2 separate regions of the Homo sapiens genome follow, and region 2 is linked to region 1. A link is a loop called in an ENCODE intact Hi-C map of the cell type or tissue named here. Cell type or tissue: natural killer cell. All regions are shown on one strand. Each heading gives the region's core, and the rest is flanking DNA. Links, peaks and the distances in the headings are about the cores only. Region 1 overlaps ARHGAP10 (Rho GTPase activating protein 10). Region 2 overlaps ARHGAP10 (Rho GTPase activating protein 10).

The links. Peaks named below come from ENCODE experiments on the same cell type or tissue, not always from the same donor. Only the 100,000 strongest peaks of a DNase experiment are listed, where the experiment ranks them.
Region 2: a loop joins it to region 1, with 2.9 times the contacts of the local background. A loop is called at or near these places in 1 of 110 quality-filtered maps.

What each region holds. Positions count from the first base shown.
Region 1 is chr4:147,940,330-147,945,708 of GRCh38, forward strand. All of the region lies in intron 14 of ARHGAP10 (Rho GTPase activating protein 10), which reads left to right. Among named protein-coding and RNA genes, the nearest start is that of MIR4799, 160 kb to the left of the region's middle. In natural killer cell, for the core only: no CTCF peak of the experiment used is centred there; DNase peaks (open chromatin) are centred at 2,932 and 3,232; H3K4me3 peaks cover 718 bases; H3K27ac peaks cover 2,100 bases.
Region 2 is chr4:147,797,037-147,802,415 of GRCh38, forward strand. All of the region lies in intron 1 of ARHGAP10 (Rho GTPase activating protein 10), which reads left to right. Among named protein-coding and RNA genes, the nearest start is that of MIR4799, 17 kb to the left of the region's middle. RefSeq lists an enhancer at 3,133-3,432. In natural killer cell, for the core only: no CTCF peak of the experiment used is centred there; a DNase peak (open chromatin) is centred at 3,075; H3K27ac peaks cover 535 bases.

The sequences.
Region 1 (5,379 bases), core at 283-5,282:
TCACAGTGGCTTGTTTGTAGTTCACACCAGGCTCTCCTCCAGAACCATGCATGCTCCATCTGTGCTGATAACACAGTGTTCTTTGGCATCGCAGACTAGAGGAAGCCAGAAAGTGAATTCATTTCATTACCCCAGACATTATGTGAATGACAAAGCGCTTTTACATTACACACTGCTGTCAGTTCATTGCCACCTGTAAGACACTCCACTTCTCCCCCACCCCAAAACAGGCTGCCTCTTGAAGAGTGATGATAACTCATCAGGCTAGAGGGCCTGTGTATCAAACCAATCTGTCATTATGATCTTGCTACATATTAATTTATTTGATACCTTACTTTAATTAATCAATATTAACAATGCCCTCAGGTGTGCTGTGAATGCATTCCAACCTGTCTGCATCTTAAAACATTACAGCAAAGAGTCATTTTTAGGAAGCATGAGCCAAGTTGAATAAAATCAACTGCCATGCTACAGATAGGATTGCTTGTTTGCCTATATTTGAATTAAGGATTTAATAAGCAACAATCTTTTATAAGCTATTAACCACAGGAGAAATTGCCCGTCATCAGTTGGAGAGCCTTATTAGAATACATTCACTTCCATAAGCTGTTTTCATTTTCTGCCTCTCTGGTTTAACTTGGGTGTGCAATTTTGGCAGTCAGATTTTCCTTTTTACCAATAGTGGTCTCCAAATTAAATAGACTCAGGTTGCCAGTGGTTCAGTAGCAGCTGGAAGAATTTAATGGGAGTACAGCATCTGCTTTTACTTAATTTTAAAATTGGAATCACTTCTTTCATTTCCAAGATGGTGTTATGATGATTAGAACTGGAAGAGTATATTGATAACAGAATGGGAAATGTGGACTGAAAGGCACATTTTGCTGGTAAATTGGTCCTAAGGACCTGGCATTATTTTTATTATCATCTTGTTCCTGTTCAAGGAAAGTTTGAACAAGGGTTTTTCTGTGGTCACCTTGAAGTGCTAAGCTGTCTCAAAATTTGTTGGTCATCTCATAAAATTCTACGTGTACAGCATTGCTAAACTCAGCGTGGTAGTTTGCTCTGCTCATGGGAAATGTCCCAAGCCAGTCCTTAACTTACAAGGTGTTTTTAAATATCTAAACCCTCAAAAAATTCGTGACCTGGAAAACTGTTTTTACTTTTCATGGGCCTCAGAGTAGAGAAGCCCAGGACATGAGTGTGACACAACCTCACACATATTGCTGGCAAGGGAAATGCTTATGTTTTCAGTAATACCATTCTGCAATCAGAGGAAAGTTAGAGAATTGATGTGAGACAGATACTGACTTGTTACCTCCTCATTAAGCCATTCATTTAAGAGGGTTACACAATATACATTTGTTTTGAGTAATCTATAAATAATTCCTAGTGTGAATTTAAGATTATCAGTCAAAAACTTTGGATTTTCATTAGCATTAATACCATTTTCTTATTACCTTATGCTACCAATACAAACCTTAGCCCTTGACAAAATATATTTATTTGCTATTTCCTAATCACTTAAATGTTTCCTTATTTCTTTCCTTTTATTCTGATGGAGTGGACTTGTCTCTTTTTTCTGGTGTGTTTTTTCCCTTCATATTGAACACTGATTGAGTGTTCAAATGGAAATAATTTAACGCCTCTTCCAAAAAAAGGGTTTTAGAGTTTTGAATAGTCATGTCTACATAATCTTAGGGGCATTTTTTTCTCCAACTTTTCCCATTTTGCTCATTGTTAGAGGGTTACATGTATATCCTGAAGAGGAAAAAATTGTGTGGGTCTGCCAAGTTTTTAACTTTGCTTTTTTAAAGCAATTAGTGTTTATTATTATTCCTGCAGGTAATAGGTTTATTTCAAATTTGAATTTTTTCAAGGAACATTTTGTTTGTAATGCATTGTCTTTGTAGAAATGGGAAATAATTTAATTTTTAAGTATTTGAGAAACAGTCCCAAGCCATGTACTATTTTTTGAGGAGAGCTGCCATTTATCCAATTCTCTGTAGTTCTTGAGAGCTAATTATTTACTTTAGAATTTTTTATTGCCATTTTTACACAAAGTACTTTGTATTGTTTGTTAAAGTGTTTTAAGTCTTATTTAAATACTCATGTAAAAGTTTATAATGATTTCTAAAAGGGTATATGCTTAATCTCTTGCATGTTTTTTCACTTGTCTCTTTTTTCTGGTATGTTTTTTCCCTTCATATTTCATATTAAAATAGCAAAATGTTTCTTTCCACTATCCTTCTCTCCGTCCTCCTTCTCCTGCCCCTTTGTTCCCTCCTTATCCTCTTTATTCTCTCCCCCTTCTTTCCTTCTCCCCTAATTCCCAGCTGGCATGAAATAGCAATGACATTGACCATAGAAAACTGTCTAAATAGAGAGGCAGTTATTCTCCTCGAGGCCAGGTAAAGGAGCAGGCAGCTGCCTTCCTCCATCCGGTGATGAGAGGGTATTCTTAGTTGTCTTCCCCTCTGGGAGCCTAAGGCAGCTATCCGCTGGATTTCCAGCAGCCTCTAAGCCTTTCCCTGGACCAAGCTTCTTAAGCTGCTGAAAGAACATGCCCATATAAGCAGATGCCTGCCTTTTTCTTCCCCTTTGCAGCCTCTAAGACAGGGCGCACAGATTTGGTAGAAGTTGTTATTGTTTTTGTAAAGTAGAAACTTAGCACAGTTTGGAAAGGCAGGGAGAAATATCAGATGAGTTGTCTTTAGGTGAGTCATGGTTTTTTAGTAAATGGAGTGAGAATGTAAAATATCAATTACAATAGTTCATGGTAGATTAGAACTGATACGAGGTAGAATTGTTATACATTCTTCCTTCTTCCCTACTTTAGTTTAAAACATCAGAGTGGAAGAAGAGGAAATTGTGAGAAAATGTGGTAGTAGTTTGTGTGGTCTGGTGAGCTCAGTGGTTAATTCTAAATCTGATTTGCAAGAAGGGCTGGATGACCTTATTTTCACACATAAAACCACAGAAAACAAGAAATGAGAAGAGTTTTACTTGAAAACCATTACCTTGTTTCCTTTGTAGGACAGCTTTGTTGCATAGATTGGGGAAAAAAGTGAACTAACGTAGCTGAAAAGTATAAAACATATTTTCAAAATTCATCCATTCACTGTGCTTTTTCAAGTACTTTAAAATTGGACCTAAGTCAGTGTTGAGTAGGGTGCTAGCAGCTGCATAAAATTGCACTTTGCATTTAGGTTGGACTGCAGATTTTCAGTTTCAAAAAAATGACCAGTGGTTACGTAAGCGTGAAACATTCACCCAAATAAAAAGTCAACTCTTTTTATCTGTGCTTGTTAGTTTAGATTTTTAACAAACCCATAAAGTGTCCTTCCTTGGTCAGAAAGGAAGCAAATTGTTTTTATCTTTCTTATGGTAGAACATGTATTCTGAATGAACCCTCCAAATGTATTTTCACATTTGAATCCCAAATAATTATTAAATTCTGCCTAGTCCCAGTGCATTCACTGATTCTAAAGGACTGCTAGGGATGATTGAGCTATTTGAAAACAGTGAAAATTTAAGAGAGAATTAGTAACATAGACACTGTGTAGTCATTTGCTTCTGATGTGACAGCTGCTTTTTATTCCATGAATTTAGAATGATGGCTTATTTTTCCATAGACAGAATATGATTCTCAAAATACGGAATCATAATTTGGTAGAAAGCTGGAAATAAAAGATTTCCTTTAGAAGCCTCTTGGATTTTAAAAAGGTGGTTTGCTGGTAGCAAGTTGATTGAAAATGTTATCTGACTTGTATGTTAAAACGAGATTTAAATAATTGATTTAATGAGAGAGAGAATATTCAGTTACTGAAGTAATTGGTTGGCAAAGTCTTTAGAACAGAATTATTTAGTCCTAGTTATAAAGGATTGCACCTTTAATCAGGGGGCTTAATTTGATTTCTTGAATGTATCTGTGGCTTGTCTGACAAGCTCAGTAACAAATGAGTTCAGAATTGTAGGAACTGATCAAAATGTAATCAGTGTCAATTGCCATTGTTGTAGTTTATTGCATATTGCTGTCAGTTGCTGTAATCAAGAAATGTTGAAGTGCTTTAAAAGTCTTCAGACCTTTGAGTAATTGACCTCATATGTATGATGCTATGCCTGTGAAATAACCATCACTTCCTGTTTTACTTTATCTTCAGAAAGTTTCAGCCCAACATTGAGTTGTCATCCACCCTTCATCATCCCAAGCCTAAAACTTTTTAAGTAGCATGCACGACTTAATGTGGTGGTACCATTTTGACAGGTTTTTCTTTTTAGTGTTTTTAAAAAGGAAATGCTAACAAGATGTTGCCTTCTCTATGAAGACAAATACAGTATAAGGGAGGGAAAAAACCCTGAAACAACGAGGTTTTTTTTGGTCTTAGTTAAGACATCATCGTGGAGTGAGGGAGAAATAGTCTTTTCCATGAACCTCTTACTTTCTCCTTTGCATAGTAGGTGTGTAGAAAACCAGGCAAATTGATATTGATGGCTCAATATCATTCGTCGTAACCCATTTCCTGCCTCCTCCCTTTGGGTAGGTACCATCACTGCTTGCTTATACTTTTCAGTGACTCAGCAGTGGCAATAACCTGCTACGTTTAATTATTTATGGAAATCTGTATACGTTCTTCATTTGCCTTGATGCTCTCAATCGTTCTGTGAGAGCATTTACATTATCTCCATTGTGCAGATGAAGATCTGAAGTTCAGATAGGTTTGCAACTCGCTTGTGGTGGTATGGCTGGGCCAGGTTGTTAGAAGCGTGTAAGCCCAGCTTTGTGATACCCATGCTGCATTCCTCCCTGCCGCCATGCCACAGCTGAGTGTACCAGCCCAGAGTTCTAAGAGTCAAAGAAGCCATCATACTCCTTAGGGGTTTGCCTTTCCTGCCATCCTTTCATTTTATTTCTACCAGAATTGACACTTTCCATTCCACAATTTACTAACTCTCCCATCTCCTTTTTTTTTTCCTGGTGCCATATACCTTTTCTTTAGAACTTACTAGCCGTTTTGAATTTTCTTCTTTTACTTTATAAAGAAGCAGCCCTATTAACTGACTTACCATTTGAAAGGATGTTTGTAAGAAACACATAATTACACGCTATTTGGATAAAGAAAACTAGTTTAAGTTAGAATGAATGTCTAGAGTGTTGAACAGAGGCTTCCAATAAATATTTCCCGGATGACTATATTATAGTGTTAATGTGAAAGGTTAACTGTAAATGACTTTTTAAGTCTCTGTGTAGTTATTTTCTGTTTTGGTTGATCATATGTTAATTTCAGAAAGATAGTCTAATGAACAGAAATCCTGAAAATCTGAGACCAAGTTTATCATCCTTTCACCAGTTTGTTGCCATTCTGATAGTCATTTGGCCAT
Region 2 (5,379 bases), core at 306-5,305, 140 kb before region 1:
AGTGATGGAAATAATCTTTGTGTTTGAAGCATCCGGCCTGGAGCATGGCATATCATGGGGTTCAAAGTTGTTAAATCAAAAGGAACTGAATAGCCTGTAACTGGTTTTCTCTCCTCTAGTGGCCTTTTCCTTTCATTTAATTCTATTCAATGTCCTCAAAGTTATTCAATTTTTTTTTTCTTTTGGTATCACTTCTGTGTTTAAAATTCTTCCATGACTCCTTATTACCCTCCAGATGAAGATCCAACCTCTTAGCCAGGTCTTTACACTGACCCCAGCATGCCTTCTATGTTCCTCACCCTTCCACTGCCACCATTTTACTGTGTGCATGTCTGGAGTTGTTTGTTTTTCTCATGGTCCAACGTACCCTCCCCACTTTGTTTTGTTTTGTTTTGTTTTTGTTTTTTTGGAGATGAAGTAGGCTGGAGTGCAGTGGCACTATTTCTGCTCACTGCAGCCTCCGCCTCCCAGGTTCAAGTGATTCTCCTGCCTCAGCCTCTGGAGTAGCTGGGACTACAGGTGCGCACCACCACACCCAGCTAAATTTTGTATTTTTAGTAGAGACGGGGTTTCACCATGTTGGCCAGGATGATCTCGATCTCTTGACCTCGTGATCTGCCCGCCTCAGCCTCCCAGAGTGCTGGGATTACAAGCATGAGCCGTTGCGCCTGGCCAGCCAACACGCCCGGCCCCCTCCCCATTTTTTATTTGTCACTTCGGTCTGATGTTTTGAGATCCAGTCTTAACCCTGCGAAACCTTCTCTGCCTTTCCCAGAAAGAGTTAATTGTGCCCTCTGCTATGTTCCCTGAGGGTCTGTACAGTCAATCTTTTTTAGTGGCATCCCATCTCATCTAGCTCATCCCACCCCAACCCATCCCATGCCATCTCATCCCATCCCTCTCCTCTTTGTCCTGTTTCCCCATTTCATCTGTCTCTTACATTTTCCTCTGCATTTCTGATTAGATCGAGGACCAAGAATTGTGACTGATGCTTCTTTGTCCCCTGTTCAGGTGTTTCTTAAGTGGCAGATGAATAGTTCCTCCCTGTACTCTCCTGTAAACATACTTTTTGCTTTTACATCTCTTCAGTTTTGCTTTTACTTTTTTTTTTTTCGTAAGGGATACATTCTTTCAGTAGCTTTATTTAAATGTAGTGTGTGGACCGTTTGTTGTGACCTTCTTTGAAATTTTCTCTGATCATGGCAGCCCAAAATATCGGTACCTGCCTCTGAACCATCTTCGTTGTCTCTGGCTGTGTTACTTATACAACACCTGCTATTATTATTTGTATTTTTGTTTTATATGTTTCATCCCTCCTTAGATTATAAACTCTGAAGTTAGAGGTCATCTTATAGACAATTTTGAATCTTCTGTGTTAAAAAATATAATTTTGGCCAGGTGTGGTGGCTCATGCCTATAATCCCTGCACTTTGGGCAGCCTAGGTGGGTGGATCACTTGAGTCCAGGAGTTTGTGACCAGCCTGGCCAACATGATGACTTTGGGCAGCCTAGGTGGGTGGATCACTTGAGTCCAGGAGTTTGTGACCAGCCTGGCCAACATGATGAAACCCCGTCTCTACTAAAAATACAAAAGATTAGCCTTGGCTGGGTGCAGTGGCTCACGCCTGTAATCCCAGCACTTTGGGAGGCCAAGGTGGTGCATTACGTGAGGTCAGGAGTTTGAGACACTCTCTCTCTCTCTCTCTCTCTCTCTCTCTCTCTCTCTCTCTCTCTCTCTCTCTCTCTATATATATATATATATATATATATATATATATATAGACTTTTTACCCCCCCACGCTTGAAAAATGTGCTACTTCCTTTAGTCTCCATGGTTTCAGATGGGAAATCCATTGTTCGAATTGGTGTTCCTTACAGATCATGTATCATTTCTCACAGCCTGCTTTCAAGCAGATTTTTTTCTTTGTCTTTAGTTTTCAGAAGACTAGTTATTGATGTTTACCATTGATCCTAGCCTTGGCCTGAATTTCTTTTTGTCCTTTTTTTTTTCTCTTCGAGATGGAGTCTCACTCTGTCACCCAGGCTGGAATGCATTGGTGTGATGTCGGCTCACTGCAACCTCTGCCTCCCGGGTTCAAGCGATTCTCCTGCCTCAGTCTCCTGAGTAGCTGGGACTACAGGCATGCATCAGTATGCCTGGCTAATTTTTGTATTTTTAGTAGAGACGGGATGGGGTTTTGCCATGTTTGCCAGGCTGGTCACAAACTCCTGACCTCAAGTGATCTGCCTGCTTTGGCCTTCCTAATGCTGGGATGGCCTCTCTTTGTTTATTCTGATCATAAATTTGCTCAGCTTCTTAAATCTGTTTATGTCTTTTACCAAATTTGGAATGTTTTCAGCCATTATTTCTTTGAATATTCTTTTAGCCCTATTCTCTTTTTCCTCTTGGGGCTCAATGATACAAGGCTGGATGTTTTGCTGTTCCACAGGTCTCTGAGGCTCTGCTTATTTTCACAGCCTGTTTTCTATTGTTCTGATAGAGTGAATTCTGTTGTCTTTCCTCAAGTTCAGTGATTTTTTTTATCCTGTCATTTTCATCCTACTATTGAGCATATCAAGTGAGTTTTTGTTACTGTACTTTTCAGTTGTATAATTTATATTTGGTTTTTAAAATAATTTCACTTCTGAGATTTTCTAGTTTCTCATTTGTTTCAACAGAATTTATAATTGATTATTGAAGCACTTGTAAGAGGGTTGCTTTAAAATCCTCATCAGATAATTTCAACATCTGATTTATCTCAGGGTTAGGGTCAGTTTTTTGGCTAAAATGGGAATTTGACTTGGGATTTTCCTGGTTCTTGGTATGGTGGGTGATTTTTGACTGTATTCTGGACATTTTGCCTATCTTTTTTTTGGGGGGGTGCGGGCAGTGGGAATGTTCTGAATCCCATTTAAATCTTTTGTTTTAGCAGGCAGCCACCCAGTTAGTCTTAGCACACAGGTCCTGCCCTACATTTGTGGGCTGTGGTTCCAATGACAGTTTAACTTTCAGAGCCTTTGTGGTGTTTGTCTGCTTGGTGGTTAGATGCCGCTAGGGCTGCCGTCTCATTTCCCCCTGCTGTTATTGCTGGCTGTGGAGGCAGAAGGGATTTCCCTAGGCTGGGCTACTAGGTGTCTCCCAGTGGGGGAAACGTAGTCTCAGGACCCTGGAGACTGAGGGACTTTCCTGACTGTGGCATAGTCCCCCTTCCTGTGGGGGACAGAGAGCTCTTGAGCCAGACACTTGTTGAGATGGAATCTCTCTACCTGTGCCCCACGGTTTTCCTCATGTCTGTGTGCAATGGAAGGGCGTCTTAGGCCCATGTGACCAGAGAGGCTTCCTGGGCCAGGTCACTTGTGGCTGGGGAGTCTTGTGTCTGCCCTATTGCATATGTCGAGGCTCCCCTAGTTATTGTTGGTGGGGCTTTAGGTTGGTCCTTCTTTTGGATGGTGTAGGACTTATCTGATGTGAGGGGGACTCGTGTTTGATCTGGGTCATAGGAATGAGCCTACCTGAGCTGCCTTTTGTTCTCATGTCATGGGTTGGGAAATGGTGGGTCTGGGTGACCACTTTGCATAGGGGGATGCAAGATACTGTTTCACTGAGCTGTTCTTCCATTTTTGGGGTCACAAACTGGTTTGTTTTCTTCTTACCATCTTTCAGAGTTCTCCTTTGGTTATCTCCTCTGCTATTTCCAGGGTTTATAGCGCTTAGTAGGGAGGAGCAGAGAGACATAGTTTTCTATGCTGTCTTGTGCCTTGTCATTCATTATTTTTTTCCTTTTTCTTTTTTGACACAGCGTCTTACTCTGTCACCCAGGCTGGAGTGCAGTGGCACAATCTTGTCTCACTGCAACCCACGCCTCGTGGGATTAAGTGATTCTTGTGCCTCCCAAGTAGCTGGGACTACAGGTGCCTGACACCATGCCTGGCTAATTTTTGTATATTTAGTAGAGACAGCGTTTCGCCATGTTGGCCAGGCTGGTCTTGAACTCCTGGCCTCAAGTGATCTGCCCACCTCTGCATTTGAAAGTGCTGAGATAACAGGCGTGAGCCACCGTGCCCAGCCTTATTCATTCTTAGATGTTGGAATTTTAAAAAGCAATGAAAAATGTCAGCAAAATTTAGCATTTATTTTTCTACGTTCAGTAAAACATATCTCTCAGGGGTCTTATGGAGGTAAGGAAACATGAGAACCAGTTAGGTTAAATGACTGGTCCTGGGGCTCTATTGGTCGTTAATTACAGAACACAGACTAGAGTTAGACTCCTCTTAATGAATCCACTATTTGTTTCTTTGTAGCAAACTAAGTTGAAGACTTCTCTATAAGAAAAGAGAAGAGAACCATTGCTGTGCTGTAATGCTCTGGGCTTTATAATGTTAACACACAAAATAATTTATATATCAAGTGGAAAACCTCTCAGAATACAGGAAAAGAATCCAGTGTTCAATTATATTAAGAGTGAATAACATGCTGTGTTTGTTCCAATTTTAGTATTCATCATTTTTTGTAAAGTGTAAAATAACATACCGTCTGTTTTTTACTATAAAACATTTGAATGGCCTTATAAAATGTTTCTTGCAAAAGAAAGTTCTCTCACTGGTTATCATCACCATTTGTATTATACTTCAAAGAGAGTAAAGAATATAATGAAGGTTGGTGGCACCACCCAAGCGAATTAATCTCATAGCTTAGCATTATGTGGGACTTTTCATCAGGTCATCGCTGTTTACTCCACAGACATCAGATACCTCTCAAAATAGTTCTCCATGAAGCTTTTTTTCCTCTGCTGCAGAGATGGAGAAATGGAGAAACCCAGAAGTTAACTGTTAAGTTGTTTGTAATGTTTTTTGAAGTCCCCAGGGATTTTACAGAAAATGGAGCCGGAGTTGAACTCATCCCAAAACTCTTTGGATGTCTGGGATGGGAGGCATTGATTTCTCTCCCTGAGGCACAGCAAGAACTAGGCAGAGTAAATAGGACTAAACACTGGCCCTGTTTAATGTCGCTTGAGTAATGATGCTTGAGTAATGATGACTGACAGGTCGGAGGAGTGGGGCGTATGAGGATGGACTGACTCTGTTTTTCTTCTTTCCATATGGACTTATTCCTTTTGCTTCTACTTTTGTTTTTCCTTCCTGTTCCCTACTTAATAGTCTTGCTGAAAAATATATCTGACCTGTATTGAAGAATGGAATTAAACATACTGGGTTTTGGAGAACTTTTCCCATCACTCATAGTAAAACTCCAACATAGGTGATCCATAGGCTAAAATGAGATGTTCAGAAGTTAGGGTGAAGCTTCTTAAAAAAGTGATAGTGTGATGATGGTTGATTTTGCAAACTTGTTTTCTCTAAAGCATAATATAGCTGAGCTAT